5 separate regions of the Homo sapiens genome follow, and regions 1, 2, 3 and 4 are each linked to region 5. A link is a loop called in an ENCODE intact Hi-C map of the cell type or tissue named here. Cell type or tissue: Caco-2. All regions are shown on one strand. Links, peaks and the distances in the headings refer to the core of each region. The heading gives the core; the rest is flanking DNA.

What was found. A loop is a pair of places that touch in the nucleus more often than their neighbours do. Peaks named below come from ENCODE experiments on the same cell type or tissue, not always from the same donor. Only the 100,000 strongest peaks of a DNase experiment are listed, where the experiment ranks them.
Region 1: a loop joins it to region 5, with 7 times the contacts of the local background. A loop is called at or near these places in 9 of 110 quality-filtered maps.
Region 2: it touches region 5 in a loop (2.3-fold over the local background); 12 of 110 quality-filtered maps call a loop at or near these places.
Region 3: it touches region 5 in a loop (4-fold over the local background); 8 of 110 quality-filtered maps call a loop at or near these places.
Region 4: it touches region 5 in a loop (2.5-fold over the local background); 9 of 110 quality-filtered maps call a loop at or near these places.

The regions. Positions count from the first base shown.
Region 1 is chr11:110,193,452-110,199,666 of GRCh38, forward strand. It overlaps a transcript of RDX not described here. Among named protein-coding and RNA genes, the nearest start is that of RDX, 100 kb to the right of the region's middle. In Caco-2, for the core only: no CTCF peak of the experiment used is centred there; a DNase peak (open chromatin) is centred at 3,210.
Region 2 is chr11:110,015,251-110,021,465 of GRCh38, forward strand. No RefSeq gene overlaps it. Among named protein-coding and RNA genes, the nearest start is that of ZC3H12C, 75 kb to the right of the region's middle. In Caco-2, for the core only: no CTCF peak of the experiment used is centred there; no DNase peak of the experiment used is centred there.
Region 3 is chr11:109,978,300-109,984,514 of GRCh38, forward strand. It overlaps the pseudogene RPSAP50. Among named protein-coding and RNA genes, the nearest start is that of ZC3H12C, 110 kb to the right of the region's middle. In Caco-2, for the core only: no CTCF peak of the experiment used is centred there; a DNase peak (open chromatin) is centred at 2,932.
Region 4 is chr11:110,171,798-110,178,012 of GRCh38, forward strand. ZC3H12C (zinc finger CCCH-type containing 12C) reads left to right here. Exons shown (of 6, transcript NM_033390.2): 6 at 1-44. It also overlaps a transcript of RDX not described here. Among named protein-coding and RNA genes, the nearest start is that of ZC3H12C, 82 kb to the left of the region's middle. RefSeq lists an enhancer at 1,685-2,600. In Caco-2, for the core only: a CTCF peak has its summit at 2,522 (motif pointing right); a DNase peak (open chromatin) is centred at 2,554.
Region 5 is chr11:110,089,640-110,095,854 of GRCh38, forward strand. It overlaps ZC3H12C (zinc finger CCCH-type containing 12C), which reads left to right and starts at 3,753. Exons shown (of 6, transcript NM_033390.2): 1 at 3,753-3,793. The coding sequence starts at 3,773. RefSeq lists silencers at 2,963-3,022, 3,323-3,582, 3,643-4,112. In Caco-2, for the core only: no CTCF peak of the experiment used is centred there; DNase peaks (open chromatin) are centred at 3,162, 3,582 and 4,122; H3K4me3 peaks cover 2,581 bases.

The DNA.
Region 1 (6,215 bases), core at 1,133-5,132, 100 kb after region 5:
CCCCAAACCTCAGCATCATGCAATAAATTCATGTAACAAACCTACACATGTACACCCTACATCTAAAATAAATCTTGAAATTACAAAACAAAATAGAATAAACTATTTTCTCCTCTCAACTGCACATTTTTGCCATCTAATGACCTTCCTCTTTAACATGAAAATTATGCTACTCCTTTCCCTCTTCCAAAGAAGACACTCTAAGAACAAAAAGAACCTTAGAAATCATTTAGTCCAAACACCTCATTTTACAGCAGAGGAATCGGAGGCCCTGAGAGTTGGAGTGATGTGTCCAAATTCCAACTACTAATTAGTGGCAGAGCCGCAGCAAATGCCCAGGTTTTAACACCCACAGGCTGAAAACTCTCAATCCTTCACAGCTTCATTAACCAAACTTTTGATTATACAGCATTATCTCTAATTGGGATTCTCTCTTACTGCATTATAAACCGAAGCAATTGGTAATTTGTCCCATACATTTTATAATAACGTCCCTTCATATCACCAGTCCTGGCTAGAAAAACCCATATGTAGAAAAGGTTTTTGCCCAGTGCATTGCACAGGAATTAGCTGTTGAAGGCAGCGGCCCACGCTGTGCCCTCTTTATCTTTTGACCTGGAGCCTCAGGTTCCCTGATATATCTATTAAAAGGTGAGAGTAAGAACAGATGTGGCACAACTCTTCAGAGTTACTTGTTCAATGTTTTAAAGAGCTTGACAGATGATTTCCTCAATTCTCTTCCAGGCTGTATTTTTTAATACACAAAAAGTAATCTTGCAAGAGCTGTTTGCCCCTGCCATAGGGTAACAATAGGCTGGAGTGCAGTGGCGCAATCCTGACACACAGTAACCTCCGCCTTCCGGGTTCAAGCGATTCTCCTGCCTCGGTCTCCCGAGCAGCTGGGACTACAGGCACCTGCCACCACACCCAGCTAATTTATGTATTTTTAGTAGAGACGGGGTTTTGCCATGTTGGCCAGGCTGGTCTGGAACTCCTGACCTCAACTGATCCGCCCACCTCAGCCTCCCAAAGTGCTGGGATTACAGGGGTGAGTCACTGCACCCAGCCGGATATTACAACTTTTCGTTTCTTGCATTCCCAGGTCTTATGACTGAATGATTTTATGCCAACTTCCACTTATAATCAAGGAGAGGACTGAGAAACCATAATTTGATAAGAAACCACAACTATGTGGTTATCCTTTAAGTTATAAAAGTGCCTGATAACCAAAGATTTCACATAAATTACAAGAGACCACTTTGGGAATAAATATTCCTTGATATTAGACAAACAATATTGTATCTGCCTAGTGTCCCCTGTAGGAGGAGGTTGTCTCTAAAATAACTAGACTTAATATCCTTGAAAAACATCAGTGACAGATGGAAAATCCTATGTCATGTTGGCATATTTTGTGGGGTTTTTCAGAAAATCTTTAAGGGGTAACTTCGTGCCCAGCAGATACCTGTCAAATAATCACAGCACAACATGCTCTTGAAGGCTGTAAGAGTGACTTTTTTGGTTGTTTTTTGTTTTGTTTTGTTTTGTTTTGTTTTGTTTGAGACAGGATCTCGCTTTGTCGTCCAGGCTGGAGCGCAGTGGTGCGATCTCAGCTCACTGCAACCTCCACCTCCCGGGTTCAAGCGATTCTCCTGCCTCAGCCTCCCGAGTAGCTGGGATTACAGGCACACACCACCATGCCCAGGGGGGTTTCACCAAGTTGGCCAGGATGGTCTCGCTCTCTTGACCTCGTGACCCATCCACCTCAGCCTCCCAAAGTGCTGGGATTACAGACGTGAGCCACCGTGCCCAGCCAGAGTGACTGTTAATGCAGCTGACTCATGTCACAAACTGTCACCCAATCCTCTAAGCTTCGGTCCTTGGACATTCAAAACACCTCAAAGTGCCAGGACTAGTGCCATCTTATGAATTAATAATGCTGCTTCACATCCCAGCTCTGCCACTGAACTCTCCTCAACCCTCTTTCTCCAAACACTGGCCAGGTCCGAAGTAACTGAAATCAGAGAAGATGGGAACCTGAGATGGGGCAGGCAAGCAATATTCACCGCCTACCACCAGGATGCAGAATCAAGTGCGCAGTAAGGCTCAGGCTGATGTTAGAATATATTTATTGCTACATTTATATACAATTATACAAACAGCCCAGACAGGAAAGAAATGTTGCATCGATTTCTGCAGATTCCACCAACATGTGCACAGAAATGGAGCTGTTCACCACTGAGTTTGCTCTTGGATTGAAGCCAAATATAAGTCACATACATTTTTTGAAAAAGTGGGAAATTCTTGGAAATCCTGTCCATAGATTCTTCCTTACAAGCTAGTCATGCAGAAAAAAGTGGGTTCTCATAAGCTGATGCCTTCCAGCATGTTTGGGGGATAGAGTCCTGAAGATGGGGTGCAGTAGATGCTGGCTTGGGACTGCAGGGTGCTGTGCGAAGTCCCAAGTCCTGGCCCATCTTGCTAAGGTCTGTCTTTAGGAAAGGCAATTGAGAGGGGTCTGGAGAGAAAGAGAATAGCAAGAAAGGGAAATCCAACAGTAAACTGAGAAGAGGAGAGAACCATGAGCCAGGGCCCTGGGTAATGGAATACTGGTCCATCCAGTTCCAGCTGAGATTGCAGACTTTGGGGGATATACACATTCAGAACACCAGGTATGTCCTTATCCTAAAGCTTCCCATAAGTCAGTAGCCAGGGGCCTGCATGAAGACACAGAAAGTGAATAGGAAAGTCAGGCAAGAAAGAAGAAAACTCAACTTGAACACTCGTATTATCAACATTCAGTTGAAAAGGCATGACCCTGAATGTCTTTGCACATTTTGTAAGTTAACATTTAGTCATGGTTAGTTGATGGTTGAGTGATGAAGGGGAATGGAATGCCAGTGAGGAAATGTAATGATGTACAGATTGTATCAAAATAAAGGTGCGTCCACAAACTCTACACTCTGACCTCAGCCTGGTTAGAATTACTTTTGGCCTCAAAAGGAGTCTCACATATAGATTTTGCAATGTTCTGATCCAGAATTATGATGTGGATATAAGATGACGGTATAAACACTCTCTCTTTCATGTCACAGTCACATACACCTTAGTGACGTGAATCCCAAGAGAAATTGTTGAGCAGCCACAGGGCGTGTGTGCTTAGGGAATGAGTTCACCTTATTTACACCAGCTCCGTCTGACCCACCTCAGGCCCCTTCCCAACTCAGGAATCCAGGAGGGAGGACCTGCAGATTGGGTTTACTCTGGCCTCCTCAGCTAAAATCAGCTCAGAGCCTCAGAGAAAGGTCTGAAGGTTGAGAAAAAAGGCCCATGACTCTAAATACACCAGACTGTGCCAGGCTTTGGGGTTGATTAGTAATTTGGGTACAGTCTGGTCCCAAGGCTGTAGGGGTCCTATTCATGTGGAAACCAGTCAGTTCTATCTTGTTCATGGCTTATTTTATTTTTGAGACAGGGTCGCGCTCTGCCACCCAGGCTGGAGTGCAGGGGTGTGATCTTGGCTCACTGCAGCCTCGACCTCCTGGGCTTAAGCAATTCTCCCACCTCAGCCTCCCGAGTAGCTGGGATCACAGGCATGTGCCACTATGCTCAGATAACTTTTTGTATTTTTTGGAGAGCCAGGGTTTTGCCATGTTGCCCAGGCTGGTCTCAAACTCCTGAGTTCATTCAACCCACCTGTCTCAGCCTCCAAATGTGCTGGGATTACAGGCACGAGCCATAGCGCCTGGCCTGTGCATGGCTTTAGATGTCACGTTTAATTCCTTAATGTCACCATAATCCTACAGGCCCCTAGTCACGAGGAAGATAGGATGACAGTGCTGTGGAGAAGCCCTGGGGGCAGTGGGAGACGGACCAGAACATCACTCAAGAGTCCCTGTTCTTTCTCTTGGGTCAATAATTTTATAATCAACTATGGAGAGGCCCAGCAGTTCTTCCAAGGGTGCCAACTATGTGACACCTCAAGCTGGAGGATGTGGCAATCACCAACTCTGTGGATCCCTTCATAAATTCATGTCTAGATAATTCAAAATCTCTTTCTGTCATTTGATCTTGACTTTTCATGCAGAAACTTTCTTTTCCTACTTCTGACGACAATAGCTCAGAGTCAAACTCACTCAAAGGATTTGCTCTAAAAAGAACATTAACAGATGAAAATCAAGGAGGAAAAATCATAAAAGATCAGGTAGATTTTACTTTGGGGAGTTTTACGAGTTGACAAAATGGAAAGAGTTACATGAATGAATTTCTGCACTGGAAGAAATGGCTAAAGATAAATAGCTAAGAAGAGTATTGTTTGCGGCAATCTATGGCACATTAAGAATGTGCTTTAACCCAGGATTTTAGCTCAAATATCAGAAATAAGACCAGCTGGATTCTCAGCTAGACCCGTTTCAAAGAGAGTGAGAGCAAATGATGATGGATGTGTCGTAGCATTTCAAGTGGACTTTGAAACAATGAAAGTGTTTTGGTAGTGTCATGAAATATCAGAGAGAATCTTGCACGACCTTAAACTCATTTCAGGGCAGGCCAAATTCAAGGCCAAAGAAGCAAATTGCTTCTAAAAGTTCCCCACCTTAAATGAACACATGTGACCATTTTTTTGTCACATAAATAAGTCTAAAACATAATATTTCTATAAAGAACATTGGTTCTACATCTTTAAATATTATCTCAAATATATTGACCTTTAGCTAGAAGGAGGTTTAGAGAACTTTGGGAGGCTTAATCAGCAAGTTGGGGGAACTCAAGATTTACAACATAAACAACATTGTTGTGGTTTTATTCACAAATGGGATGAGTCAAATAGTCTCTGCCAAAAAAAAAAAGAATTTAAAAACCTGTTATCATGGTAATCATATTGAAAAATGATTTTTAAATATTACCAAATTCAGGTCAGTACATAATACTATATTAACCTAGCTTATTAACCAATTCTTTAATTCTTCTGCTCCAGGAATCCCCAATCCCTGGGCCGAGGACCAGTACCGGCGTGTGGCCTGTTAGGAACTGGGTGGCATAGCAAAAGCTGAGTGGTGAACAAGCATTATGGCCTGAGCGCCGCCTCTTGTCAGATCAGCAGCAGCATTAGATTCTCAAAGGAGCGAACCCTATTGTGAATTGTGCATGCGAGGGTTCCACGTTGCACGCTCCTTTATGGGAATCTAATGCCTCATGATTTGAGGTGGAACAGTTTCACCCCAAAACCATCCCCTCCACCCCCCAACCCCACTCCCAGCCCATGGAAAATTTGTCTTCCATGAAACCAGTCCTTGGTGCAAAAAGGTTGGGGGCCACTGTTCTACTCAATGTGCATGTACAAAACTTCATTTTTAAGTAAATCTGAATACGTCTTTTTTTTTTTTTTTGAGACGGAGTCTCGCTGTCATCCAGGATGGAGTGCAGTGGTGCCATCTCGGCTCACTGCAACCTGTGCCTCCTGGATTCAAGCAATTCTTCTGCCTTAGCCTCCGAAGTAGCTGGGACTACAGGCATGCACCACCACTCCTAATTTTTTTTGTATTTTTAGTAGAGACGGGGTTTCACCATGTTGGCCAGGCTAGTCTCGAACTCCTGACCTCAGGTGATCCACCTGCCTCCACCTCTGAAAGTGCTGGGATTATAGGCATGAGCTACCGCACCAGGCCTGAATATGGATTTTTTAAAAAGAAGAAAAACCTCCCAGCAGAACAGAAGTGTCATAAGAGAACTTGCACCATAATACTTTCATTCTCAATGCTAGAGAGGGCTCTTTCTAAAGGTAAGAGAATCCCCTAAAGTAGGAGGTCCAATCAGCTCACCAAGATTACAGGTAAAACATCATTTTAATAAATTCTAGCTCACCTCAAAATTATTAAATTGGAGGATGATGTTCTTGATTGGCAAAGAGCCCAAGAGATGCAAACTATTGGGAAAGAACCTGGAAGGGATGGAATCAGAGGCTGTAAAGATAGAGGTTGCTCTTGGTCAGTTCCTTTGACTTGAAATCCACAGGTCCTGTGGATGAACAGGTTCAGATTTTATGAGGTCCCACCAGCATCCTGGCAGTGGAAGGTGTGGCAGGTCTAGTGGGCAGGTGAGCTGGCCCTGGCCACGGCTGCCAGTTGTACTTACCTAGTGAGGGAGGGAGCCTTCTTCCTAAGGGTTACATTTGCTTTATGCTGCTTTGGCAAGAGCGCATCTGGAACAATGCATACAGT
Region 2 (6,215 bases), core at 741-4,740, 75 kb before region 5:
CAGATCTCACATGAACTCAGAGTGAGAATTCACTCATTACTGCAAGGACAGCACCAAGCCATTCATGAGGGATCCACCCCCATGACCAAAACAGCCCCCACCAAGCCCCTCGTCCAACATTGGGGATCACATTTTAATATGAGATTTTTGAGGAGACACACATCCGAATCATATCAAGGTACATCTACCATATATTTTCCATTTTTGGTGAGCACATACCTACCACTCCTAGATAACTTCCTGCAGAGAAATGAAAACATATGTGCATACAAAGATTTGTATATAAATGTTTATAGTGGCTTTATCCACAATAGCCAAAATGCCAATGATCCAAGTGTCCATCACCAAGTAAACAGATAAGCAAGTTATGGCATACTCATACAAAAAAATATTGGGCTGCAATAGAAAGATTAATTTCCATAACATTATGCAAAGCAAAATAAGTCATACTAAAAGAAGAGCATATCCTAAATGATCCCATTTATGAGATGTTAGGAGACAATTCTGGCATTTATGCATGTCTTCTGAGTGAGGGGCATTGACAGCTTTGTTCAGCAAGGTTTGCAAAGCTGCTCCATGGCAGGGATCAGATTTGTTTACATTCTAGCATAATAAAGTTAGTCTTCTCTTCTCTTTCCAGAGATATTCCAGGGTTGTAAAGATAACACTCAATCTGAATCAAAGGACAAATTTGTTTCCTGACCAAGATGATCAAGATAATATCTGTCTCCACAGGGGAGGATGGACAGGTTTGCCAGCAGCCCCTGTATAATATTAGGGATCCTAGCCTCAGTGTTCCTATGTGTCATAGATCCACAATGTGTGCAGTATTAACCTGGGCCCACCTCCACATCACCCCATATGTCTTGAGGATCAAAGAGAATCAGTAAGAACACAAAGCTCAAGTTGCCTACTGTGTTGTAATAAACTGTCTAAATCTGTTTGGGATCATGTCTCCTCACTGGCCAAGACTATGGCAGAAGAGCAAGCTGGACTAGTACCAGAAGTAGTCACTGTTGCCTAGGAGCTGCTTGACTGCTTGATATATGAAACTCTAGAGAAAACCAATCTAATCTATAGTGATTCATAGTAGATTGATGGTTGCTTGGGACTAGGTGTGGGGAGGACTCACTGGAAAGGAGCTGAAGGAAATCTTTTTGGGGTGGTGCTACATTTGTCAAGGCTCACCCTACTATACACTTAAAATGTGTGACTTTTATTATATACAGTATACATCAATAATTTTTTTTTTTGAGACAGAGTCTCGCTCTGTCACGCAGGCTGGAGTGCAGTGGCATGATCTCAGCTCATTGCAACCTCCACCTACCAGGTTCAAGCGATTCTTCTGCCTCAGCCTCCCGCGTAGCTGGGACTACAGGCGCATGCCACCATGCCTGGCTAATTTTTTTGCATTTTTAGTAGAGACAGGTTTTCACCATATTGGGCAGGCTGGTCTTGAACTCCTGGCCTCGTGATCTGCCTGCCTTGGCCTCCCAAAGTGCTGGGATTACAGGCATGAGCCACCACGCCAGGCCAATAAAATTTATTTTTAAAATAAATTTTGGTCTCCATCATATGACTAGTATATGTCTGAGACACTGTGTAAATGATAAAAATAATGCACATGTCCAAGGTAATATTCCATTATGAAAAAAGTATTCGACTAAAGTTAATTTGTCGCCTTGGATAAGTGAGGTAACCTTTCTCTATCCAAATTATTTGGAAAGGTGAAGTGAAGGCTACATACTTCTTAAGTTTTGACTGAGTGAAAAAGCTGAGATTTAACATACCCACACTGAGTTCTTTGAAAAGGGTTTCATTTTAAAATTTTTTGACCAGGTGCAGTGGCTCACACTTATAATCCCAGCACTTTGGGAAGCTGAAGGGAGAGGATTGCTTGAGCCCAGGAGTTCAACAGCAGCCTGGGCAACAAAGCGAGACCCCATTTCACACTCACGAAAGAAAACAATTAGACAGGCACTGTGGTGCGTGCCTGTAGTCCCAGCTACTCAGGAGACTGAGGTAGGAGGATCACCAGGAGTCTGAGGCTGCACTGAGCCATGATTGCACCACAGCACTCCAGCCTGGGTGACAGAGCAAGACCCTGTCTCAAAAAAAAACAAAATTTTTTTTTTCTTTTTTTTGAGACAGAGTTTCACTCTTGTTCCCCAGGCTGGAGTGTAATTGCATGATCTCGGCTCACTGCAGCCTCCGCCTCCCAAGTTCAAGTGATTCTCCTGCCTCAGCCTCCCAAATAGCTGGGATTACAGGAGCCTGCCACCACGCCCGGCTTATTTTTTGTATTTTTAATAGAGATGGGGTTTCACCATATTGGTCAGGCTGATCTCCAACTCCTGACCTCAGGTGATCTATCTGCCTCAGCCTCCCAAAATGCTGGGATTACAGGCACGAGCCATTGCACCCGGCTAAAAAACGAAAATTTTATAGTTGCTGTATATGCTTTGAATTATGAGTTTACTTTCAAATAAAGGTGTTTCTGCTAGAACGTATCTGAAAATCCTCACTTTAAAAAGCTGAAAAAAAATTGGGGACAAACAACTCAAAATCTATGCAATGTTCTAATCTAAGCAACAGCAAAACAGTATCAATCCCAACAGAAAACACTACTCCACTAAAAAGACACTATAATCCTAAAAAATAAAGAAATGCTAAAATACATACAAGAATATCCCCAAAAGGTGAAGTTTTGATGATGAAAGGGGTGAAGGATTGAGCATTCTGTTTTATAAAGAGACAAGGTAAATGTTGACAGGTTGGAAAGAACCACACAATAAGTACTTCTAAGATAGAGCATGTGTCTAAACTAGAGAGGAGTATAACAGGATGCATGGACAATCTGTATAGCTCTGGATTCTCCCACAGTTCACTGTATTCAGCTCTATGAGAGTATTTTGCCTTCATTGCAATCTTGGATACAGGTACTATGTTGGGAAAAACCTACATAATCAATCAAACAATGTGACTTCCATTTTATACTGACACTATTCCCCAATTTACCATTTCAGTGTAAGCAAATTTGATTTACAGAAATATGCACATTAGTAGCAGAATAGACTGTCCTTTTCTTTAATATTTGAGATCCAAAGTCAGTTCCTTAAGAAAATCTTCCCTGACCTCTTGCCCAAGACTTGGGCAGGCCCCACCAGGCACACAACCTCATAGCTGTCTGTACTTTTCGTTTATAATATAACACAGTTTATAGTCTTATGAAATTATTTTCATATTGTCTGACTCCTTCACGGACTCTAAGAGGTATTTTCACTCACTACCATATGCCCAAGCACTGGCATAGTGCCTAGGCACATAGTAGGTGCCCAAGAAATACTGATTAACTGGAAGAATTAATTAATTAAATGTTATTATACCATTAAAGTATCCCCTTAATTGCTGTGCTATGGCTTTTATAAAATTAAAATTTATAATAACATTCTTTTTCCTTTTGCTACTGCTTTCTTTATTTTTAAAATAAGTGACAGAAAGGTTGGTTTGGGGACAGATACATCTGTTGGTGATAGGGACAAAGAACAGTAGGATAAAAGAAGACATGGGAAGAAAGATAATAAGCTTGGTGAATTAAAAAAAAAATTCTCACTGTGGCTACCAGATCTCTGTTAGTATAAAAGGTTATTAAGTGAACTGTTTAAATCAATATAATACCCCCCCTTACTTCACCTATCCAACCTATCTCAAAAAATGAATTTAAAATCTCATTGGAAATAACATTACTATAATTATTTGCTTCTATAAAATTCATTCAGTGATTTGACGTCTCCTTTATTTCCCATTGTAAATGGCCCTACAAGGTAATTTGTCTCACATTGATTAGACAATAATACATACACAACTTTACAATGAGTAGGGGGGAATGGAATCAATCATTCTTTATTTTTCCCCTCCAGAATAGTATGCCATCACCCTTTCCCCAAAATTCTACATATTAATGAGATTGAAATTATCATCAAAATTATAAACTAAGGCCCAGAGAAATTAAATGTTTTCTTGCCCGAGGCCATACAACAAATTTATGGAAGAGCTGGGGTTAGAATTCAGATTGTCTCTCAGTTCAGTGATACTGAGTTTTAGGACTCTTTTCTTCTCTTTGTAGGGATTTCTAAATGTCTTCCTGCTTTTTCTTCTTCTTAAACGAAGGCTTTGCTTTCTGAAAATCTACTATAAATCATGACAGCCATGTAATATCATGACAGATATGGAAATAAAATGCTTTGATTTTGCTATATTGCAGTTTGCCAGTGATTCCATCTGTGTATGAAAGGTGAAACACAGAAAACGCACACACAAATGAGCACACCAAAAAATAGGAATTATACCCAGAAAACCAAAAAGATGTTTTGAGCATATAACTTACAGCAACAACAAACCTAGGGCAAAGTGAGGCTTCTAAATCCAAAATTTTCTACCACTATTATCACCTTGTCAACTAGCGATATGGTTTGACTCTGTGTTCCCACCCAAATCTCACCTTGAATTGCAATAATCCCCACATGTCAAGGACGGGACCCAGCAGGAGGTAATTGAATCATGGGGGTGGTTCCCCCATGCTGTTCTCATAATAGTGAGTGAGTTCTCACGAGATCTTGTGGTTTTATAAGGGGCTTTCTTCATTTTGCTCAGCACTTCTCTTTATTGTTGCCATTTGAAGAAGGACATGTTTGCTTCCCCTCCCATCATGATTGTAAGTTTCCTGAGGCCTCCCCAGGCCTCCAGAACTGTGACTCAATTAAACCTCTTTCCTTTATAAATTATCCAGTCATGGGCAGTTCTTTGCAGCAGCATGAGAACAAACTGATACAACTAGTGATCATTTTTATTGCCCTCAGATGTGCTTAAGGTTTGGCAACGTCTGTGTTTTGCCAGGCATTTGACAAATTGGAACCAAGGAACCACTACCAGTTCAGGTGGGCTCCAATGTAAATTTCCAAATTGAAAGTCCCAAAGTAACATAAACTCAGAACCGCAATTTAAGGGCTCCTCTACCAAGCAAGCTAGATGGAACCTTAGACCCCGAGTAAATTATAACCTTCTTTTCAGAGATGTATGCTCCAATGCATCCTGGCAATATAGTGATGAAAAGCAAAGAATGCATTTTAAAGGAGAGAACTTACTTAGGAGGCATGATGTGTGGTGGTGAAGAGCACAAACCTTGGAGACACAAACTCTGTTTGTATTCAAATTCCAACTCTACTTCCCACTGGCTGCTGTCCTTGGGCAGAAGTTATTTAACATCTCTGAGTTTTAATAATGTCCCCTATTCAAGTGGTGGGTGCACTGAAAGCCCACACTTCACCACTATGCAATGTATGCATGTAACACAACGGCACTTATCCCCTAAACCTATAGAACAAACAAACAAACAAAAAACACAGCTATGAGATGAAGGTATTGATAGCACTTACATCAAGTACTTACATCATAGAATAGTTGTAAGGATTAAATTAATTGATATTTATAGAGCACTTAGAGTAAAACCTGGGACCTCTAAGTACTATGCATGTGTTTGCTAATAAAGAAAATGATCTCCCTGGTAGCATTTGGGGACTTCTTTTTTTTTTTTTTTTTTTTTTTTTTGAGATGGAGTTTCGCTCTTGTTGCCCAGGCTGGAGTGAAATGGTGCAATCTTGGCTCACTGCAACCTCTGCCTCCCGGGTTCAAGGGATTCTCCTGCCTCAGCCTCCTAAATAGCTGGAATTACAGGCGCCCACCACCATGTCTGGCTAATTTTTTTTATTTTTTTTTTAATTAGAGACTGGGTTTCACCATGTTGGCCAGGCTGGTCTAAAAACTCCTGACCTCAGGTGATCCACCTGCCTTGGCCTCCCAAAGTGCTGGGATTACATGCGTGAGCCACCTTGCCTAGCCCAGGGGACTTTTTTCAAGGAAGTTCTTTCTCCATAGTTCCTAAAGTACCATACATGAGATTGTTTTCTCCCACTTGTAAGACAGTTTGGAGAAAGTGCTCCTTTGTTCCACTTCAATGTGTAAATAAATGGAAGCCTAACAGTTAAAGCTGAGAGGCTGCCACTTTGCAGTTAGCCCCTGAGGTCAACACTAATCTCTTAAGGAAAAATGAAATAATCAAAGAAAAATACAAACCAGAAATAACAAAGTCTGTATGCAAGACATAACTTGAGACCTTGATCACGGCACTGATACTGATTAGTAATCAGGGCATTTGC
Region 3 (6,215 bases), core at 1,349-5,348, 110 kb before region 5:
GCCTCTATCCAATGTTTTATGATTTTGAGCTTTAATCATAGATGAATACCTCTGAGAACCTGCCAATACAAGAATATTGCCCGTGGATCAAGCAGAGTTTGGGTCAAAGTGTTTCAGGAAAAGGAGCATCATGCATGAAGGTCCCAACATGGTACGGTTGGCGTATTTGAGAATGGAAATAAGATCACTGTAAAGAACAGCCCAGTATGAGGTTGCAGAAGTACAGAGAGCCCAGATTGTAGAAGGCCTTGTAGACTTCAGTAAGGACTGGGGTATTTATTGTAAGGACAATGAGAAACCACTGACAGATTTCAAAACAGCCATGATTCCCTAAACATTTAATCATTAAAAGATCAGTTTGGTTATATTATGGAGACTCAATGAGAAAGAGTAGATATAAAGCAGATCAGTTAGAAAGTTATTCCAGGAGTCCTGTTGGGATGTGGTGCCGTGTTGGTGGTAATAAAAATAAAGACAATTTCACAGATTTAATAAGTGCATGGGAAGTCAAATTGATATGGTTATTGTGGTTACTGATCAGACTTCAATAAACCAAAAGGCCGTGGTGCCAAGGGCCATCCCTAGAGCCAGCCTGTAGCATTCATGCCCCAGCCTGCTCTGACTACAAAGCTGATGCTCTATAAAAATCCAGTCTTCTTCCAGCTCCCTCAATCCATGCCTGGGCCAAGCTCCAGATTCACAGGCCTTGTGCTCTACATTTGCATGTGTGTATACTAGACTAAAGCAACTGCCACCTATAACTTCAATCCTATGTGAAATTGTGCTGAGTTCCAAAACAATCAACTTCTGGAAAGTGACCTCTTTAAAAGTTAAATAGCCCAGCACAGTGACTCATGCCTGTAATTCCAGCACTTTCAGAGGCTGAGGCGGGTGGATTCCTTGAGGTCAGGAGTTCAACACCAGCCTGGCCAACATGGCGAAACCCCATCTCTACTAAAAAGATAAAGATAAAAAATTAGCCAGGTGTGGTGGTGCACACCTGTAATCTCAGCTACTCAGGAGCCTGAAGCAGGAGAATTACTTGAATCCAGGAGATGGAGGTTTCAATGAGCTGAGATCGTGCCACTACATTCCAGCCTGGGTGACAGAGCAAGACTACGTCTCAAAAAAAAAAAAAATGATAAATATTCCTTCCCCTTTGTTTACTGTCTGAGAGTCTCAGATTTAGAGCCCCAATCTGTCTTCTCAATTATAAATTCTGATAAAGTCTGAACCCCTAAAATTAATCTTTCTATATCTCATTTCCCTTATGAGAGCAAGCCACATTAACACAATTTGGTCACACTGACCTAATAAAGGTCTTTTTGCCCATCAGTGAAAATCTGAGACATAGCGTTGATGTCATACCTACATTGAAACACTGACTTCTCTGCTTAAGATATATTTACAATTTAGGACATCCTGGGTCCCCCAGGGAAAATGAAGTAAATTAACGTCAAATATTTGTGTACTTCATTACCATCTTCATGAAAATGTAGTAAACTTTCACAATCTGCTTATTTCCCTTAGGAAGTGGGAAATTCAGGATTACAAATGCTTATCAAAGAAAGACTATAGCCTACCCAAATAAAAGGAAATACTAGGTCAAAAATATAAGTAGCACATAATTCGACACAATGCCTAAATGAGCATCATCTTCTGAAGCACAATAATTGTTTGGAAATTTTTCTTCAGCTAAGAACTCTTTTTTCAACCTAGGGGTGACTAAATGCAGGTTGGGGCAATACAATATTTACTTATTCCATTCAGTAAACAAGTGAAAATGTGAACCAAAATTAAGAAAATATAATTGTATGGTTCTGTATAGTGACCCATGCTTTCTACCTATCCTCAGACCCACTTTCCTTATTATGGAGTCCTTTATTAGGTATGGGTCAGATACACACTGTGGATAAAAGGGAGACACCATGAGGTCCAGCAGGAAATAGACTTGGCAGATTTGGGACAGGAAACCTGGCCCTATCAATACTTCTGAGGTAGAGGAAAGAGCTCCCTTTCCTCTCCCAAGGCACTAGGACCCTAGGGAGATGGAAACCCTAGGCACCTAAGAAACATGGACGGAAAGAAGGCAGGTAGACCTAACCCTTCACCCTAGGTGTTCTTCAGTGGTACTGCAGAGGCAGTGTTTAGTGGGATGGAGGCCTGTCCAAGGCATCCTGATGATAGCTGGCTAGTGAGAAGAAATGTTGGGACATAAGAAAGGGATGTCTCATTTTCATGGAAGAATTGAGGATTTTATACCTTATTCACTATAAGCCTAACTGGAACTACCCCTGGCTTGGTGAAGATAGGAGTGAAGTGGATGACAGAGGCAGCCCCCAATCATTCCAAGGCAAAAAAAAAAAAAGTTGATAAGAATTCCATTACTACTGTATTTCTCAGGATTATTACAACAAACAATCTTGGGATTTAGAATTGATGTTGGGAAAGGTTTATATTAAATATAGAAACTACATAGTGACGAAGGAATCAGCAGGCAAAACTTATCACTTCTCTGAATACTGTTCCTTATATAGAGTTTTCTTCGTAAACCCTTAGTGTATTATAATCAGTAACCATAGCAGCATATGGATTTGAATATATGCTTTTAAATTCCATATAATTGGCAAAATGTGCAGTTGAATTGTTGCTTGGTGTGATTTCTTTTTCTGCTCAGCAGGGATAAGTGGGTGTCAAGTTGGACTACTCTATAAAACAGAACTGAAATGTTTTTCCCACAAGGTCATGGGGAAGAAAACTGAGCAAAGAAGTTGACTTATATTCGAGAGATATGGGTCTAATATTTAATCAAGCATCTCTACCACAGGCACTTTACCTAGGCTAAATAACTTAATCCTCCTGAAGCCACCTGAGGCATGCTTATTACTTTAAAGATAAAGAATCAGGCTTAGGAATTTAAGTAGCTGACCAAAGGTCACACAGCCAGCACATGGCAAAAGCAGGATGTGTTTGTATATTTCACATGGGCATTTCAGATTCCAAATTGTGTGCATTTTCCTAGGACATCCTAGTTACTATCTGGGCCATTTTCCAAATGAAAGGACCAATAATTAGTTTCTTTTCTCCTTTTACAGATGAGAAAACTGTACCTCATAGTGGTTAGCTGTCTTCTCAGTCACATAATTATTGTGCCACAAAACTCAAGCCCAGGACTTCTAAGTCCCTTTCCAGGACTCTTACCATTATGAGATGACTGTGACATTCTAAGTCCAGTTTACCATTGTTTAAATAAGCCATTTATAACTTCTGTTGACCATATACTATTTAACCTAGGTGATATCTAGGATCACCCTGTCTCCTAAAATCTAGACAAGACTATTTCTGGTCTCCAGCACACCCGATATTGAAAGTCCAATTCCCTCTGCAAGATTTCCATGTATTTCTCCAGGGCTTATGTTCTCCTGAGTGCCTCTTGCTTCAGCTAATTTCTTGTTCTGCACTTTGGCACCTTGCAACTTTTTCTTTATTCCCACTGGGTTCTTGAACTGGTATTCCGCTATCTTCCTTGGTTTTACACACAAACACAAAAAATCATTCACACAAAGACTTTGGGTAGCAGGTTTTATAGAAAGTTTAGAGAAGTTAGGAAATATACAGAGTTTGCACAGTTGACCCATAAACAATAAGATCTGAATAACAGTCAACCTAGTTCTATAGTCTCTCTGCTGATTTCTCACATTGCTCAGCCATTCTCTCTCCTATATGACCTCTGCCCCCATCAGCAATTTTGTTTTAAATGAAAAATCATTCTACCTTCCATTTGTTCTGCCCTAAGACTTCTCAATCCTATCATGGGGATAGGATTTTTCATTCCCAAATGCTCCATCAAGATGTATTCTAGATTCCTGTAGCTTAAAGGGAAACTTTTACAATGTCCAAAGCCCTTGATGTCCTGCAACTGAAGGAGAAGGATGTCCTTAAATTCCTTGCAGCAGGAACTCATTTAGGTGGCACCAACCTTGATTTCCAGAGGAAAAGTGACAGCATCTACATCATCAGTCTGAAGAGGATCTGGGAGAAGCTTCTGCTGACAGCTCATCTATTGTTGCCATTGAAAACACTGCTGATGTCAGTGTCATGTCCTCCAGGAATCCTGGCCAGTGGGTTGTGCTCAAATTTGCTACTGCCACTGGAGCAAATCCTATTGCTAGCTGCTTTACTCCTGGAACCTTCACTAACCCAATCCAGGCAGCCTTCCAGGAGCCGTGTTTTTTGGTGGTTACTGATCCCAGGGCTAACCACCAGCTTTTCACAGAGACATCTTATGGTAACCTGCCTACCATTGCTCTGTGTTCCACAGATTCTCCTCTGTGCTCTGTGGGCATCTCCATCCCATGCAACAATAAGGGAGTTCACTCAGTGGGTCTGATGTGGTGGAGACTGGCCCAGGAAGTTCTGCACACAAGTGGCACCATCTCCTGTGAACACTCATCAAGGTCATGCCTGATTTCTACTTCCATGGAGATCCTGAAGAGATTGAAAAGGAAGAACAGGCTGCTGCTGAAAAGACTGTGACCAAGGAGGAATTTCAGAGTGAATGGACTACCCTAGCTCCTGACTCCACTGCTACTCAACCAGAGGTTGCAGACTGGTCTGAAGGCAAGCAGGTGCCCCTGTGGCCATTCAGCAGGTTTCGACTGAAAACTACAGCATTCAACCTGCTATGGAAGAATGGTCTGCAGCTCCCCTGACTCAGGCCACTGAAGGGGTAGGAACCACCACCAAGTGATTTTAAGTTGTTCTTCCATGGGCTCTTAAGCAAGATGGAAATAAGATTGATGGTAAATAAACATCCATTTTTTTAATTTTTTAAAAAAAGATATTTTCAAGCCCATTCCTCCCCAAAGCAAATTCTACTATGAACTATTTTAAAAAGAAAGGAGATTTTTTTCTTTTTTTACCACCCACCAACTATATCACATGTTCTGAGAAGTACACAGGGAGAAAATCTGTCCTAAAACAGTAAGTAGCTAACCTAATAAGAAAATAAATGCACAGAACTCAACGTCTCTTGGGCCTCACCAGCCTATAAAAACAGTGAGGTCACATAACATTTACCCATATGGTCTCTTCAGCAAGCCCGCCTAACCCCAGGAACCCCAGCAAGGACAATCTAAGAGAAATTCAGCCAATCCAACTATGAAAACTATATAACTTACAATTAGAGGGGGGAAAAGATGTCTGAAGGCTGAAGAACGGAGTTAATAGGATGACCATGGGTTAACAAAATGGCTCACCTTAGGTTCAAGGCGGCTGTTTAGATTTCTGAACTTGAGCCACCAGGATTCAATGATATAGCTTCTAAATGTCTGTTTGTTTGTTTGTTTGTTTGTTTGTTTGTTTGAATCTATTTTAGTTTTGCCATTAAAAAAATAAACTAGGGTTATCTGGGGTTTCCATTTCTGACCAAATTGAAAGTATTAATATTCAGAAAGCAACTGACCATGGAAATTGGTTTTTCATGTTACTTATGATTTTGTTACAAGGATGAGAAAAACTAGTAAAGTCTGTGAAAAAGTAGTTTTGCCAACCAATTTTTAAACGATGAAGCTACCAAGGATTCTCTATCCCTTGTTCACAATTTCAAAATCCAAAGAGCTCTGAAACTCTTGAGTTTTTAATTCAAAAAGTTCTGGCAATGTCATCTGGTAGCAGAACCTGAACTGAACACGTATGAGGCTGCTTGTGGTCTTTATTCATCCCACTTCATGAGAGGAGTTCTGTGTTTCCTGTAGAAACATGAAAATGTTTGATCACAGGGTGTTCCTCCAACTACACTGAAGGAAGTGTGTAAAATATGCAATGCAGAGTTTACCCTTCAAAAGTCTTGAGTTCCAATCCATCTTGAATTCCAATCCACATTTGGCTCCAAAGGTTTCAGAGAAAGGATTATGGATCTACATTGGCATCTGCTAGAGGTAAGTGAAGGCAAAGGGAGGAGAAGCCAAGGGAAATGGGGGAAGCTCTTATGGTTCCAAGGGCCCCATTTTCAGAAGCACAAATTAGAACATGTGATCTGTCAAAGGGAGAGAACATCAGATATGGGACTGTGTTGTAGACATGTAGAGTCTAGTGGAAGTTATGGCAAGTGAGAATATTTAGGAAACCCTGCTAAGTCCTCCAGTCAAAGCCAGATTTACCTACTGGGACCTACTGCCCAGCCACTCACCACTCCCTACAATGTAAGGGATAAG
Region 4 (6,215 bases), core at 730-4,729, 81 kb after region 5:
TCCTATGAAAATTGAAATTAAATGTCAAAGACAACTAGACATAACTTAAGGCATGATGAGAGTGTTTTTTTTTCCTGAACCCGTCATTATAGTGTTGGTTCCCAGTGCTTTTGAAGTATCATCAGGTGTCTGGCTAAGAGTATTGTTGGTAGGGACCTCGTCCAGGGAGTTTGTAAGATAATGCTAGATGGCACGGACATCCTCTTTTCTGATTATGAGGGCTGCCAGTTGATTTAAATTGTATTGAAAAGGCCGGGCGCAGTGGCTCACACCTGTAATCCCAACACTTTGGGAGGCCAAGGCGGGCAGATCACTTGAGGTCAAAAGTTCGAGACCAGCCTGGCCAACATGGTGAAACCCCATCTCTACTAAAAATACAAAAAAAAAAAAAAAAAATTAGCTGGGCTTCATGGCGCACGCCTGTAATCCCAGCTACTCGGGAGGCTGAGGCAGGAGAAGGTTGCAGTGAGCCAAGATTGCGCCACTGCACTCCAGCCTGGGTGACAGAGTGAGACTCCGTCTCAGAAAAAAAATGTATCAAAAAGACTCATTGGTGCAGTGGTGTTTACTAGGATGCACAAAACTTTGAGCCCTGATGTCCATGACACCCTGACAGGTAGTGGGGCACAGAGAATGAGGGTCCACACATCCCTCTTCAAGTTAACTTCTTTAGCTGGCCTGGAATGTACGGGGCCACATAGCCAACAGGAATAAGGATTTTGTTTGTAAAAATAAATTGAATAGATTTGAATGCACAGAAATTGAAATTTTTATCTCTTTAATAGTTGAGGCTGGAAAACTTAGATCATTGTGGGGAAATGCTCTGCTTCTGTGAAATTCCTGCACAGATTGGGAGAGATTGCAGACAGCTGTCAGGTACTCCAGGGCTGTGTTTGACTCTCAGTCCTGCACGTATTACTATGGTAACTATATATATGAGACACACAATATGTAAAATTTGGGCAAATTATTCTCTTTCAGAGTCTTTTTCATACACCGTTGTGAAATGATCAGAATGCCTATCTCACAGGCTTATTGTCACTAGCTACATGGTGGTGATGACCGTGGGCGTAAGGATGACTCAAGGACAGATGCAAACAAATACAATGCGGCATCCACCCTGTTCTTGCTGAAGTAAAACAGCAATCTTCGCTGTATCCCGACTATTCTAGACAGCAGTGTCTTCCTGACCCAATTGTCCTAATAATTTTCTATTAACGAAATACTCTGTTTCCGATGCAGTCACCGTATTGTCATGATCTTCATGATTTAGCATGTGGACGTTCTGTGTCATTGCATGAGAAGCCACTATTTCAGAGAGCGGGTTTCTCCTCTGACATTGCTTTTTGGACCTTTGCTTTTCTTCTTTTTCCCTAAAATTTCCATTTGCATTCTTAAGTATTCTTTTTTTCCCCCACTTGATTACTTTAAGCTGTGTAACTGCAAGCTTATGGATTTAGACCATTTATTTTGGCTCTGCCAGCAGATTTGATTATTGATGTTTGATTGTGGACAGAGGAGTCAGCATATTCAAAATAAGCATTAGGTGTGAGAGTTCCCCAGGTACTTCCACAGGCTGAGCCAAGAATCCAGGAGAATATTCTATTAGGCAACAGTGTTACCTGGGGTAAGGACTTTATTTCTTCTCCACCTATACCATTGGGTAAGAAGAATGGGTTAATACTCATTGATGAATGAAGTGGCATGTGAGAAGGGGAGTTTGGTAAAAAGCAACTATGACAGTGAATTTATTCAAAACAAAACAAAACGCCTGCAGTTGGGCCTCTCATTAGTTAAACATCCTTATTTGTTAGCCTTTGCACCTCCGCCTCTGTTGCTGTTTTAGAGTTAATGGTTTTCATTTTTGTGTTTTTAAAGGATTTTTAAATTTTTTTAACATTTTAAAGGTTTCCCTTTTTAAAGATTTTTAAAATAACCTTTTAAAAAATGTATTCCTCTCTAGGTGCAGTCATCGGCCTTGGGTTAAGAGTACACACCCAGCTCCACACATCATACATGTAGCAGATTGGCAAATTACTAAACAGAGTAATAATTGCCCCCATTTCCTAGGGTTGTTAAGACTAAATGAGTTGAAACAAGTAAAACCCTTTGAACATGCAAATCCATAGTGTGTGTTCAATAAGTGACAGCCATTATTATGTAAATAACTAGGGGTATTTAAATGCGTAGTAATTTTGAGGCTTTCTCAATGGAGCCTTCCCTATCTCTATAGTTATGCTGTGGAAGAGTTTGAATTCTAACAATCAATGTAATTTGATTTATTCACTGGTGAGGTCTATTTCAGGAGTGGTATTTTAACCTTCAAAGAGTTCTTAGAACCCACTTCCTTGCTGCTCCCATCACTCAGCTCTTCTAGGTTTAAGGGTTTTTCCTCTGTATCTGCATTGTAATAGGGAAAGTGGAATAACAAATGATAATTACAAAAAGATTTCAGAATCTCACAGTTAAGCAGTTTACGACGGCGTCACTAACATCCCCTGCACTCCACTTTTACTCCTGAAGGTGGCGCTCCGCAAACCTGTCTGCGTCTCTTCCCCACCGCACACACCCCTGACCGAAGTGAAAAGGAATGTCGGTCCCTTACCGTAAGAACCTACAGAGCCGACCTGGACAGAGCAATGGCTGCTGTGTGGTCTCAGGTGGACGATGTACATTTCTGGGGAGATGTCAGATGACACTGGGCAACTGTTTTTCCCTTAAGCATTCCCTTCTAGTTTACAACTGCCGCTTTCAAAGTTGGAGAGATAAGGCTAGCAGGAAGAATACTCACATCTGAGGGTCCAGTACTATATATTTACATAAATTAAAATCCTATGAAATAAGCATTATCCCTATTTTAGAAATGAGGAAACTGAGACTCCAAAAGCTAAAAGCACTTACTCAAAGACAACCTCGTGATTCAATTCCCACTGTGCATGCTTTCAGAATTCTTTTTCCCACTTCAGTGTGCTGCAAAGCAGTGCTAGGAATGGGCCCTTAGTCACCTTTGGTATGAGTTATTCTACACAAAGTTAGGTCTGAGGAATGAAACCAGTTATGCTATAAATGCACATCCTTGAACATGCTATAACTTTACCTGGGAACAGGGAGAGACTAGGAAAAATATGAACTAGTGCTGTATTTTTACTTCTTCCGTGGACCCACACACCTTCATCACTCTGCTTTCATGTACAAACACCTGCGACAATGATGTCACTTGGATTAGAGGAAAGGTTTCACTGAGATCTTCCTGTCTTGAGGCTTGTGGTGATGGGCTTGGGTTGGGACTCAGGCCAGCTGACCAGGGTTCACTGCTTAAGGCCCCAGAAAAACCCAGGGCCCGCTGCGTCTGATAAGCAACAGTGGTAGCTTCTGTGTCCAAAGGAGGTTATTTCAGAGTCTGGACTCTTGTCTCCACTCTAGCATTCTTTGTAGCCCTGGAGAGTAAAAGGCAGTACATTTATTTCTAATGTTTCCAATCATGCTCAGGGACGTTCTAGGGTGTTTTTAGAGAAGGCCTATTTAGCTTTCAGACTCTTGACAATGCCCACTGCAAACACAACACCTTTTATGCTGAAGCAGCTGCCACTGGCATTTTCCTGGGCTTTGTGTTTTGCACAAATTCACCATGAGATTAAAAATAGGAAAGTTTAATTAGGTAGCCAAACAGATTCCCTTCCTAGTTCCCCAGGAGAACTCAGTGAGGAAGAGAGCACTGAAAGAATGGCAAGTACAATGTTTAAATGCACTTCCTGCTCTTGTCCAGAGGTCTGGGTGGGTGGGTGTCAGTGCACAGAGGGTCCCCCTTCAGCCCCTGGGGTGGGGGTGGGGGCCTGCCAGAGGCGAGGCTTTCTGTCTCAGCCTTCAAAGCCCTCTCCCCACTGCTCTCCACTTTCCAAGGATGTAATTATCATTCATTTGAATAATTCTTTCAAATATGCATGTGAAAAGATTGAGGGAGATGGCAAATACAATTTGGTAACTACATGAAAAGCTATTCAGTAAACTCTGGAGGAGATTTATGGGTTTGCTCTGTATGTTGCCAAATTAAGACAAGGACAAAGCACATTGTGCCATAGTGAATGCAATACACATTAAAACCCTGCAAATTAGACAAGGAGGATTGGAGCAAGATGCCTGTTCTAGTCCAAGCTCAACTTCATTGCCTACATTGAAGGGAGGTGGGAAGCAGTGGGAGAGGCGGGAGTGGGGACTACAGGAGGCCCCTGGGCCAAGGCGGGTGTGGGTGAGGGCGCACCAGCACCAGCCTTTTTTTCTTTTTCTTTTTTTCTTTTTTTTTTTTTCTGAGGCAGAGTCTCGCTCTGTTGCCCAGGCTGGAGTGCAGTGGCGTGACCTCGGCTCACTGTACCCTCTGCCTCCCAGGTTCAAGAAAGTAGCTGGGACCACAGGTGCGCACCACCACACCCAGCCAATTTTTGTATTTTTAGTAGAGACGGGGTTTCACCATGTTGGCCAGGCTAGTCTCAAACTCCTGACCTCAAGTGATCTGCCTGCCTCAGCCTCCTAAGGTACTGGGATTACAGGCATGAGCCACCTTGTCCGGCCTAGCACCAGCTTTTACAAACCCCAGAGCCCATCCAGGCAGTACCCCTCCTGGCTCCTGCCTTCCACATCCCATCATCTCCTGGCTCTGAGTCATCCAAAAGGGTAAGCATTCTCAACTCTGCCTCCTGCTCCCCCCAGCCACGGGGTGCCTGGGGACATTGCCATCACCCTGTCAGCAGTGACTGTAGGCAGATGGGGAAAGAGGAAGATGGCAACTGACTTTAAAAGATCCTTCTCCATCTCTCTCACAACTTAATATACAGACTTGTGATACCGCTTTCCAGATTGGTAGCAGGAAATGCCAAGTGGTGAGAGGGGTGGCGCAGGGAATATTTTAATCAAGGATTACAAGGATTGAGCAACGCCAGGCTCTGGAGGCCTAGCAGGAAGTTAGAGGGGGATTGTCAGGCCACAGCTTGTGCTCCTTGAACTCCTAAGGAGCCGAAGGTGGTGGGTGCGTCCCCTAACTCAGGCCTATTCTGCTGGGCTGTAGTTCATCTGAACAGGTAGCAGTATCACCAGGCCCTTTCGGAGTCCTCTCTGCTGACCTGAAGGAACCAGCGCAACATCGCACAGTCGGCTGGCCTGCAGCCTGCCAAGGGCCAAGCGCACACCACCTCCCCTTCCACCGTGACTGAAGCTTTGCCCAAAAGACCCTCTGAGAGGCTCAGAGTTTCTGGAGCCAAATGCATCTTCCAGAGAAAAGAAACACATTTCCAGAGACATCGGTTCTGTCAAGCTGTAAAGCAAAATGCCTCAGGGCAAAGTAGTAAAAGCCAAGACAAGGAGAGATGCTCATGGAGAAGAATTTCCCACCTCCACCCGGGGACAGGAACGGTGAGACTCCAACCACTCCCTGGCTGAGGCCTGAGGCCGCGACAGTGCGAACTCCTGTGGGAAGTGGTGAGGTGGTGGGGTCCAGACCCAGCTGCTAATCTGGTGCCCCCATTGCTGCACTGCACAACTTTGAGCAGGTCCTTAATCTTGAAGCTCAGCTACTTCCTCTATTGTAAAAGGTGATCTTTTAACCCACCACACAGGGTTGTGGGATGTTCAGCTCCAGCGTCTAGGACATGAGAGGTGTCAAAGACAGAATTCACTTCCCAGCTGGAGGCCTGCACCTTGGCCCCCATTCTTCCCTCTCCCTCCCAGAGGACATATGCAGCCCCCCAAATCCTCCATTCAGCCTCTGAATAGATCTCACTTTCATCACCTTTGCCTCACCTTTGTCCCTCTCCATGGCTCTGGCTGGACCTTGGCCTGGCCTGGGAGCTCTTTTGTGTGTATGTGTGTGTGTTTTTGGTAGAGACGAGGTTTGCCATGTTGGCCAGGCTGGTCTCGAACTCCTGACCTCAGGTGGTCCGCCTGCCTCGGCGTCCCAAAGTGCTGGGATTACAGGCATGAGACACCGCATCCGGCCTGGGAGCTCTTGTTACAGCAAACACTTCCCTATCCAGTCTCCCTACTGCTCCACCCTGCCTCAAATCCTTCTAACCTGTAGCTAGAGTTAACCGTCTCATGATATACTTAGAAACCTTTGACATTCCCTGTGCCCTCCCCGACACTCCCCCTCATACCCGCCCAGCACACACCCTGCCTCTCTGATCAGGCCAGGATGTCTGACCATAACATGCAAAACTCCCCACACA
Region 5 (6,215 bases), core at 1,433-5,432:
ACTATTCTGAACGTTTTTAAAAGTAGTTTCTGTACTCATACACTGCCCCTTTTTTCCATTAGTAATGCTACAGGTTTCACATTCGCACCCATGAAGTCATTTTAGACTTCTTCCTTTTCTTAAGTCCATCTCCACTAAGTGCACTCAATCATTCACAAAGCCTCTATGATTTGTATACCACAGTGTCTCACTAGCCCATTTCTTCTTTTCCCTCTCTCACTGTCCACTTCGTGATTTCAGGTCAATTCTCCCATATTAGCCTGCAAACTTGTTTCCCTCCATTTTCCAAACCATCCGGTGACCATCACAATATTGGTATTCCTCTAATGGGACATTATCACTTTCTGACCAAAATCCTTCCAGATTCCCTACTAGTACACAGACTACATGGAGCCAAATTCTCTCTTTCTCTCTCTTGCTCTCTCACTCTGTGCATGAGTGAGAGTGTATTCCTTGCTTGTTTTGCAAATCTCTGTAATTTTGTCCTACTTTTCCTTTCCAGCTGTTTGTTATCCTGTTCCCCAAATTTCCCTGGCACTCTTCGTATATGTTATCAATTCTATGAATATGTTCTTCCTTATCCTCTCCACTTATCAAAATACTACTCATTCATCACAATCCAGCTCAAATCTCCCCTTTTTGAAACCCCGACTCATCTTCTATGTAAGTGTTCCTAACCACCCCAACCTAAAGTGATTTCTCTGTCTTCTGATACCTCATGGCATTTATTACCTATACTCACATTTGACACCTATAAATTATCTTCTCTTCTTAGTTTTCTTTTAATTTTTCATGTGTTTTTATTTCTCCAAATAAATAGTAAAGTAATAAGGGCAGTTACTGTATCTTATTCACATAATGGGTCCTGATTCTAGAGTCAAATTGACTGCATTTTAGCCCCTGCACTGTTATTTACTGACTATAATCTTGGTCTTAGTTGTCTCGTCTGTGAAATGGAAATAGTGATAGGTGTTTCCTTATAGGGGTTTTGTGGGCATTATATGAGACAACGCATGCAAAGTGCTTAGAATAGTATCTGGAACATGGTAAGCATTCATTAAATGTTAGTTATTATAACTATTACTCATCTCTTTTACCTTGATTTTTAACCAAGCTTAATCAATGGAGTTCAGCTGAGTCAACTGTGGGATACAAGGTAAGAGGTAGACTGTGTGGGCAGTATACTGCGGAGTGGAGGAACTTCCTGGCATCACTAAAGCCGTGCCATAGATGCTGTCACTTATCGTCAAACAGCCAGTCTCGTTCTAAGTCCCTGCTAAGTCCCTTAGAGATCCTAAGATTGAGGGCCTCTAACTCTGCTCCAGAGACCTCCAAGGTTTTGGCACAGTGTAAAGGGGCTGCTTTCCCAGCCCCTACTTTCCTGCCAATAAAAATCTGACCCGGCTGCAGACAGCAGGCTACCAATCTTCCTAAGGGTCTTCAGGGTGGTATGAAAAAATGTGGACCTGGCCGGGCACAGTGGCTCACGCCTGTAATCCCAGCACTTTGAGAGGCCAAGGAAGATGGATCACTTGAGGCCAGGAGTTTGAGACCAGCCTGGGCACATGGGGAAAACTTGTCTCTACTAAAAATACAAAAACTAGCCAGATGTGGTGACACACACCTGTAATCCCAGCTACTGGGGAGGCTGAGGCAGGAGAATCGCTTGAACCCAGGAGGCGGAGGTTGCAGTGAGCTGAGGTCGCACCACTGCACTCCAGCCTGGGCGACAGGGTCAGACTCTATATAAAAAAAAAGTGTGCACCACAGAACCAGAGAAGGCAGCCTACCTGCCTACCTGCAATTTTATTTAATCGGCTTCATGACTGGCCTACTGACGTGGAAAACAGGCTCAGTAAGACACTCTCCTTTCATCTCACAGGCAGAGTCAGGATGCTCATGTGCACCAGCCAGTAGGATACTCTCAGCTGGGACCCCAACATCAACAGCTAAAGAGCAACTGATGCTGGCCAAAAAGATGGGGACATCTGTGCTGCTCAACTGAGCCATAAAGGCCTACATTTGGTAGAGAATATTAAACTGAAAATTATCAAGTTTGAACCCCAATAAGCATCATGAATATCACTACCATTAGGCAGTCCAAGCAAATTCAACAGATCCAGGCTTAAACCATATATATGCCCTACTGAAAACAACTCAGAGGCAAAACTAATTTTATGAAAGGTAAAAAGTTGATCAAAGGCATGAATCGTGGTCCAGTGAAACAAATGCGTCCTTTAGATGTAACAGACCTGAATACCTCACATTCAAGCTGTGTAACTGCAGGTAAATTTTCTAACCTCGATTTTCTGATGGATAAAGGGGTTTCTAATACCCAGCTCACATGGCTGTGGTGACAAACGGGACAGTGGATTTAAAGCAGGCTATTTGGCCCGTGGCATATGGTAGGGGCACAACCCATTCAGTGTCCCTCCCTCTCACTCCAGAAGCAGACTCATCCTGCCCTAGGCTGCTCGTAATGATTCCAAGGACAGGCGAATAAGGTTATTTGAACATTTCTGAAACATTGACTTAGTTTGTGCTGGGTGTTGTACGATTCACAGAAGTAGAAAGGCTCTCTGCTCCCGGTGCTTTTCAGCCTGCGATTCAGGCGCCCACCTCTGTGCAAAGGGCTGTTTCCTTCCGATCTCCTGAAAGAGATCTGGATGTATCTTGGGTTCAACCTCGATTTTGACACGATTGCCATTTCCATCAAAGCCAATTTCCTTGCTGAAAGAAGTCCTATCCCTGGGTGAAATCCCAACAGCTTCATTTGTTTAAATTCTTTTATTGGCCTTGCTAATGCAGGGTGTGGTTTTTCCTCATCACGGAATATTGATAAGTAAACAACTACGGGGAACCTGCCCTAAGAAGGCGGCCCGTCGATCTCCTTGACTGCCCGGGACATGATCAGTGTTACTGCTGGGTGGAGAAGGTGTCGCCGAGCGGAAAGGCGCCGTCCTGCACCAGGTCGGGGGAGAGGCGCGGGGAGGTCGGGACCGCTGGGTTGGGCCGGGGCAGGGAATAGGCGCGAGGGGAGGCGGCGCGGGAACCTCGGGCAGCCCCAGCGGCTGGGTCGAGCCCGACAGGTTCCAGCAGCTCCCCTCACCCCTCTCCACGCCTCTCGGGTTTTCCCCTTGGCTCAGGGTTTCCTGTTTCAGTTCTCGGCGTTCTCCAGCAGCAGGTGCTGGTTTGCCAACCTCGGCTCCAGAGGCGGCGACGGAGGAGAAGGAAAAGAGGGAAGGGGAGGAGGAAGCGGCGCGGCTGCGGTGGCTGCGGGCGGGCGGGCGGGCGAGGAGCGCGGAGCGAGGTGGCGGAGCCGGGTTCGCTCTCGCCCGCGGAGCAGCGGCACGGACGAAGGGCAGGGCCGAGCCGAGCCCAGCGCTCGGGCGCGCCCGAGCCGGGGCCCTGGCGTGCGGCCAGCTGTCCGGGCGGGAGGCATGAGGGAGCCTCGCGCTCGCCCCGCGCCCTAGCGGCGGCCGCGGCAGCCCAGGGCTGAGGCGAGAGGCGGCCGCCTGCCGGAGGGCCCCGGGGCTGCCCCAGCTCCAGGGCATGTAGTGATGGCTGCGGAGAAGAGAATGCAAGTAGGTTGAGCAACAGATTCGAGTGCGCGCGCGTTGGGGCTGTGAGTTGTGCAACCCAGGGAGGGGGCGCCGGGGCTGCGGCCCGCGGAGAGGGCGCGCGGGCGGGCGCGGCTTGGCGCGGGAGGGCCGCGGTGGCCGCTTCTCCGCGGGCCCCGCCGCCCGCTCGCCGCTTTCTCGCGGGGCTGGCTATGCCGGGTGGCGGCTCCCAGGTTTGTCCTCGGGAAGGGGGTGGGGGACGCGGACCGCGGCGAGAGTGGTCCTGGGGTAGCCGGTCGTGGGGAGGGCCGCGGGGCCGCGCCCGGGCGCCAGGCGGAGGGCGCCGGGGCCGCAGCGACCTCGCCGTGTGATCTCCAGGCCCAGGCGGGTCGGGCTCCGGAGGTCGAGTCACCGAGCTCCGGTCGCTCAGGTGGGGCCGAGCGGAAAGCCCAGCGCATCCTCCCCTCGGGCAACGCCGTCCCCGCCGGGATTTCGGGCGAGGTGAGGCCGGGCTTCCCGGCCCCGCGGCCTAAGGCACCGGTCCCCGCCCGCCCGGGGGCATAGATCGCGAACATGGAGGCGGGCTCGGGCGCCGCGGATGGAAACGGACACACTGCGCTGCCCCAGCGGCTCAGACTCGCGCGCGCTCGTGGGGCGAGACATCTCTTGGCATCTCGGATCCAGCCCTGGCCATTCGCTTAACTATCCATCCCTCCATCCAGATCGCCAGCAACCCCAGGCCGAGCGTCACGAAAGCCCCTCACTCCCCCCTCGTCCCTCCTTCACCCCCAGGCTCCAGTCCAGATCCCTTTTACACGCTGCGTTCATTTTAGCTCGGCTGTTCACATTTTTAACTCCGTATTAAGAAGTGTTACAAATATAACTTGGAGAAATGAATCCCGCATTTCTTCCCTAAGCTGTCTCATTTCAAGTCCTTAAAAACAGCCCTAACATCCAAGTACTGATTACTCTGTCTGGGGTTCTTGCCATTTGGTTATCCGTTAACAATCTCGGTTTGTGTTCGGTGTTTTGTGATAAAGAGATGAAAGACGAATCCAGATTTAGGAAAAGTTTTCCTATTGGTTGACAAGACTGTATTGGAGTATCCCAGGCCCATCAGGCGCTTATTGATTCAGACTTTTTTTAAACCATTTTAGAATAGATGCAGAGATAATTGGAGCTAAGTATTGTATGTTTAGGAATTTGGCAACGTTGTTCAGTTTTTCACTTGTTACGTGCTTGAGTTTTTCCACTTTTAAAATGCATATTATAAACGGAAAACGAGATAAACCTCAAACACAATTTTTGACTTTTCAAGAACCACAAGAAGTCATAAATACAGTGTGTTATAAATGTTTTTGTCTTAATGGACTTAGGATTTAGAGGGTATGACTTCCATTCATTTAATCACATGTACAATTAATTTTAGTAGCAGTTTCTTAAGTTTAGGGTTCTCTGTGTTTGACTACATGATAGCTTCATCAAACATTGGTAAAATTAATCTTAGTGTGATAAGCCCAGGAAGATGCCTATTTCGGACTTGACCCCCTGTTCACCTGTTTTCTTCAACAATTTGGCATGCTTATTTCCAGTTACCTAAATCTGTCTACTGGATGGTACCATAAAAATAGAATGGCCTGTTGACTATGTACCCATAGTTCAAAATGTTTTAATATTTTTACATGAAAGAGTCTATCTTACTTTCAAAGTAAGTTACAAGATTCTACTTCTAGTATTTGGTCACCATAAAAGTACTTAAACATTATAACCAAAGTAAAATGAACTTTTAAATAAACAACAACAAAGTGACTGGCATTTTTTAGCCTTTATTTAATAAGGGAAGTCTAACGGAACTATTTTAGTATAATGGGAAATATTAAAGGATAGGAAACAGAAACTTGGAATGTTTCTATACTGATGAGAGTTTTTATTAGTCACTTCCTTTTACTAAATTTTTGTTTTAATGACCAGACTATATAAAAATACCCTATTTTATATTATGGGCTTCTCTGGAGCTAGGTTTTCATGGGTTACCAACGTCTGCAAAATCGGATCCCAAGTTGTTAATAGAAATTTTATGTTTAAAACATTTTTCTCATTCTACAACTAGGTCTTCATTCTAGCAGACCACAGTGGTTGCTACATTAATTTTAATTACTATCACAGACGTAAAAATGTTGCTGTTATAACTTCTTAGTGTGTTTCATTGTTTTTGTACATAAATTTAGAATTCTTTAATTCTGATTTGATAGCATTTTTAAAGAAACAAACAAGGTATTAAGTAGGGAATGTTTTTATCTTTTTACTGTTGGAACGTAGAATAACACTAATCTGCAGTTATTGCTCATTTGAAACTGGTATGCTTCTGTTCTCTCTGCAAATAATTACTTATTATCACTCTAGCTGCTGTGTAAGGCCCCCGACCTCTAAAAGGATAGATTATGAACGAACATAATGCTATGTGGAAAGTACTAAGTTCCGTGAAAAAAGAAGTGAGAAATTCAGGTACTGGGGAGTGCCTCAAAGGTAGGATTTGAGTAGGTAGAGCTGGTTGGGAGTCATTTCCAAATGAGTCAGTGAACCCTGGAAGGAAAGCAGGGAGTGGGCGGTCCAGTATGTGGCGCATGGGGCAGATGATAGGAGTAGTGAGTGGGT